Regions from separate parts of the Homo sapiens genome. Here region 1 is linked to region 2. A link is an interaction called in ENCODE POLR2A ChIA-PET data of the cell type or tissue named here. Cell type or tissue: endothelial cell of umbilical vein. All regions are shown on one strand.

Region 1 (2,500 bases), 110 kb before region 2:
TTTTTTTTTTTTTTTTTTTTTGAGACGGACTCTCGCTCTGTCACCCAGGCTAGAGATCAGCGGTGTGATCTTGACTCATTGCAAGCTCCGCCTCCCAGGTTCATGCCATTCTCCTGCCTCGGCCTCCCGAGTAGCTGGGACTACAGGCACCCGCCACCACGCCTGGCTAATTTTTTGTATTTTTAGTAGAGACGGGGTTTCACGGTGTTAGCCAGGATGGTCTCGATCTCCTGACCTCGTGATCCGCCCACCTCGGCCTCCCAAAGTGCTGGGATTACAGGCGTGAGCACCACGCCCAGCCTGGCACTTGGTATTTAACCACAAGAGGATTTTTACTTCCTGCTTAGGGAGGGAGACTGGGCTTCCTGAGGAGCCCTGTGCTTCTAGGGGCATGTGGAAAGCCAAACCCACTCCCTCTAGAGGCCTCTTGTGAAGATGGAAGGTCCTGGGAAGAGAGAGCTGTACCCACAACCCACTGATATAATGCACTATAAGGAAAGCACGATCAGGGCTTCCTCTCAGCTACCCCCGCGCAATTGTGAGGGTGGGAACAGGATAAACAGGGCCTGGGGCGCCAGCTATGATCCTCCAGGAAACCCTGGTGGCGTGCTCCCAGGGGCTAGACAAGCTTCTGAAGGACAGAGGGCCCAGGCAGTCTCCTTAAGAACCAGGGCCCCCTTGCTGGTCCTGTATGGACACATTCTCGGTCTCACCTGGGGGCTTCCAGATTAGCCTGGGAGGAGACCTGTCTGTGTGCACCCTGTTCAGAGATACAGCTCTATACCCTAGAAATTGGGTCTAGACCACAGATAGGGGATGCCAAGCAGGCAGCCTCTGGGACCCCTGTGCTTGCAGGCAGCCTCTGGGACCCCTGTGCTTTTCTAAGAAGACTGGCACAGGATGGGCCAATTTCAGCCTAGGACACCATCTAACTGTTCCACCTTGGGTTCTCCTAAGGCCGGGCAGGAACTGAGGCCCCAGCTGCAAAACCAAGTTGAATGGAAATTCCTTTGGGAATGAGCCGACGCAACAGACACGCAGACAGAGGGTGGTACGTCAAGACCCATCAAGATACATGCAGGCACCGGCTCAGGTCTCCCACGATGGATGTTTCAGAGCCACAGCTGCCCACCCCACCCCACCCTGGGTGCAAGGCCATGACCATCTCAGTGTCCCCAGGGGCTGCATGAAAAAGGACGCCATGCATCGGGCAGGGGAGGGTAGGGATGGCTGCCTCACCTGGACCTGGCCCTTCCCCATGAGTCTGTCCGTGCTCTCGCCGTCCTCCTTGGGGATCTTCGTCTTGTTGTAACACTTTTCATAGCACAGTATCCTCAGGGTCTGGGAGCCCTCCAGCTCTATCTCAAATTCCTGCAGCCCCAAGGGAGAAGGGAAGTCCAGTGTGAACAAACGGGTCAATGTTATGGCTGAAGGGTCCTCTGAACCGGGGCTCTCCCTGCTGCCCTTGCTGGCCCAGAGGGACCAATGCCTGAGACCCTCCTCCCTTAGTCCTGGGACACATGGAAGTATTCCTTGTAAGCACCCCTGGCATGAGACCGTGGCCCAGCCCGGATGCTTCCAGAAGCTCCGACTGCCTTTCAAACTTAATCCAAACTCCTTACACCAGCATCTCAAAGGGTGATCCCCACACCACCTGCCTCACAATCGCCAGGGTACTTGTTAAGATATTTCTATGGGCTGGGCACGGTGGCTCACACCTGTAATCCCAGTACTTTGGGAGGCCAAGGTGGGCAGATCACTTGAGACCAGGAGTACGAGACTAACTAGCCAACATGGCGAAACCCCATCCTACTAAAAATACGAAAAATAGTATGGCGTGGTGGTGCATGCCTGTGATCCCAGCTACTTGTAAGGCTGAGGCACGAGAATTGCTTGAATCCGGGAGGCGGAGGCTGCAGTAAGCCAAGATCATGCCACTGCATTCCAGGCTGGCCAACAGTGTGAGACTCTCCCTCAAAAAAAGATATTTCTATGGACTCTGAAAGATAATGATCTGTCGATGCAGGTTCACTTTTATGGCGGTGAGACTATTCTGTAAGATATTATTATGGTGGATACACGTCATTCCACGTTTGTCAGAACACATAACATGTGTAACACCAAGAATGAACCCTACCTAACATCAACTATGAACTCTGGGTGGTAATGATGGGTTAATGCAGGCTCATCAACTGTAACTCATGTCCCACCCTGGAGTGGGATGTCCATAATTGAGATGGGGGGCAGGAGGTACATGGGAACTCTGTTCTTTCTGCTCCATTTTGCTGCAAACCTAAAACCGCTCTTTAAAAAATGAATTATATCTAAAAGGAAACAAAAGAGTGATCCTTGGGGTTGATACAGGAGGGAGAGGGACTTGGAGGAAAAACTGCTCCCCGAGCTCTCCAGTTGTCTGCCGTGGGTGCGTGGTGTTAACTCTCTCCTCCATCACCCTGACGGTGCTGTTGGTGAATCTGCGCTTCACACCGAGGCGTGTGCG
Region 2 (2,500 bases):
TTTGGGAAGATGAAAAAGTTCTAGAAATTGACAAGTGGTGATGGTTGCAAAACAAGGTGATGTACTTAATGCCACTGAACTGTACACTTAAAAATGGAGAAAATGGTGCATCTTATAATATAAATTTTAGCCGGGCGCAGTGGCTCAGGCCTGTAATCCCAACATTTTGGGAGGCTGAGGGGGGCAGATCACCTGAGGTCAGGAGTTCAAGACCAGCCTGGCCAACATGGTGAAACCCTGTCTCTACTAAAAATACAAAAATTAGCTAGGCTAATTAGCTGTAATCCCAGCTACTCGGGAGGCTGTGGCAGAAGAATCGCTTGAACCTGGGTGGCGGGGGTTGTAGTGAGCCTAGATCGTGCCACTGCACTCCAGCCTAGGTGACAGAGTGAGACCCCGTCTTGAAAAAATAAAAAATATAACATGAATTTTACAATAATAAAAATAACAAACTTCTAACATGTTACATGGATATTGTATTTTAATTAAAATAACTACACTTTTCAAAAGGGGAAAAAAAAAACCTACTTGAGCCACAACAGTTGTATTCCAGTCAGGGTCAAGATATTCCCTGGGGTTCATAGTTAATTTAATCCACCACCACCCCGAGTCTTGACCCAAAAAGCAGCAGCCTCAGCCAAAACTCAGACCTACTCTTTGGTAACCTGAGAAAGCTTCCAAGATGCCCATTCATTCACTCTAAACAGGGGACCCTCTCAAACCACAGGGGTGAGCTGCAGCCTGGGCCTCATGCACTGCTGTGTCCTCTCCCAAGTGTGCTCAAGCACATAGCTCACCTGGGCTCTTTGTCCTGGTGAGGTTAGCAGTCACAAACACAAGCCCTCCCAGCCACAGGACTTCCAACCAAGGAAGGAAGGAGGCTATAAAGCTAGAAGCAACAAACTAAGCAAAAGGGAGTCATGGATAAGGCATGCTCCCCTGAACCCAGTCAAATCAACAGCACTCCCAGCTCCTTCTTCAGTGAAATGTTTCAGAATGCTCCATTCTGTTCCCAAAACAAGTCAGCCTTCCTGAACCAGAGAACGCTTGTAAAATTTGATCTAGACTCTGCTTCTGTGCTGCTGATGCCTTTAGCGGCCTCAGACTCCACCCAGATCTGCCCACTCTGTCTCCATCCATGGAAAGGAGCCTGTACTCAACTGAGAGGTGGCCACGAGGCTCTGGCCTTAAGAGATGACGATGGAGCCAACTCCAGGCCCAGGTGACCTTTCTCTGCCCCACAGTTACTCACTCAAACTGGTTGCCAGTCCAGCCCATCACCCAAGGGAAAAACAATGCAGTGGTCACTCTGGCGCCAACTCATCACCGGAATTCAAAGGGCAAATTAAGCTGCTTAATAAAAATGTGAAAACACAGGGCAGCCACTCACATGAAGTCCATGAAGAAACACAAGATCTGTCCCGTCTCACAACTGACACCTGGAAGAAAGTTGACAGGCACATTGGGCTGGGTGTTTGAATCAAGAATTCCTCAGACCTCCCAGCATAAACAAATAATAAATGTGTTTGAGGTGATGAATATGCTAATCACTTCAATCTGATCATTATGCATTGCAGATATGTATCAAAATATCACACCCTCTAAATAGGTACAATTATTATGTCTCAATGGGGGAAAAAAAGAAAAAGGAGGAGGCTGGGTGTGGTGGCTCACGCCTGTAATTCCAGCACTTTGGGAGGCTGAGGTGGGTAGATTGCTTAAGCCCAGGAGTTCGAGGCCAGCCTGGGCAACATAGGGAGATCCAATCTCTATTAAAAAAAAAAAAAAGAGAGAGAGAGAGAAAGAGAAGGAGAAACGTCTGCTGTCCCAACTGATATCGAGCCAGCTGCAACACAAATAAGACAGCCCCTCCTCCCCAATGTCAATCAGCCTGCAATCACAGAATGTGTGGGTGAGGCTAACTAGACCGTCCTATTTCAGCCCAGTGGGCCCACAACAGGAAAACTGCCTAGCCAACCAGAGAACTGTGAAAAAAAAAAAAAAAAAAAGTATTTTAAGCCACTTAAAAAAAAAAGATCCTCAGAAAGTAAACTACAGGGATGAAATGAGAAAAAGACCGAGTAATTGATAAGTCACTTTCCAATGATCAGTAAAAGTCCCCAGTCCTGACCCCATGGGCTATGAAAAGGAGGAAGGGCTCTTCCAGTATGTGCTATGTGTAAAGCTCAGAACCAGGCTCCCTGGGACACCCAGAAATGAACCAGTTATTCCTGCCTTCAAAAAGCACAGTTGGCCCAGAGCAGTGGCTCATGCCTATAATCCCAGCACTCTGGGAGGCCAAGACGGGTGGATCACTTGAGGTCAGGAGTTCCAGACCAGCCTGGCCAACATGGCGAAACCCCGTCTCTACTGAAAATACAAAAATTAGCTGGGTGTGGTGGTGCACACCTGTAATCCCAGCTACTCGGGAGGCTGAAGCAGGAGAATCCTGAACTCCTGAAGCAGGAGACTCTTGAAGCTTGAACTGGGGAGGCAGAGG

What was found. ChIA-PET counts read pairs that join two places held together with the same protein. Peaks named below come from ENCODE experiments on the same cell type or tissue, not always from the same donor. Only the 100,000 strongest peaks of a DNase experiment are listed, where the experiment ranks them.
Region 1: POLR2A ChIA-PET joins it to region 2 with 11 read pairs; 22 of 35 experiments call an interaction of 5 or more read pairs at or near these places.

Annotation. Positions count from the first base shown.
Region 1 is chr22:23,293,895-23,296,394 of GRCh38, reverse strand. It overlaps BCR (BCR activator of RhoGEF and GTPase), which reads right to left. Exons shown (of 23, transcript NM_004327.4): 16 at 1,240-1,371. Among named protein-coding and RNA genes, the nearest start is that of LINC02556, 31 kb to the left of the region's middle. In endothelial cell of umbilical vein, no CTCF peak of the experiment used is centred here; no DNase peak of the experiment used is centred here.
Region 2 is chr22:23,186,788-23,189,287 of GRCh38, reverse strand. The region is part of intron 1 of BCR (BCR activator of RhoGEF and GTPase); the gene reads right to left. Among named protein-coding and RNA genes, the nearest start is that of BCR, 7.5 kb to the right of the region's middle. In endothelial cell of umbilical vein, no CTCF peak of the experiment used is centred here; DNase peaks (open chromatin) are centred at 1,267 and 1,917; H3K27ac peaks cover 1,745 bases.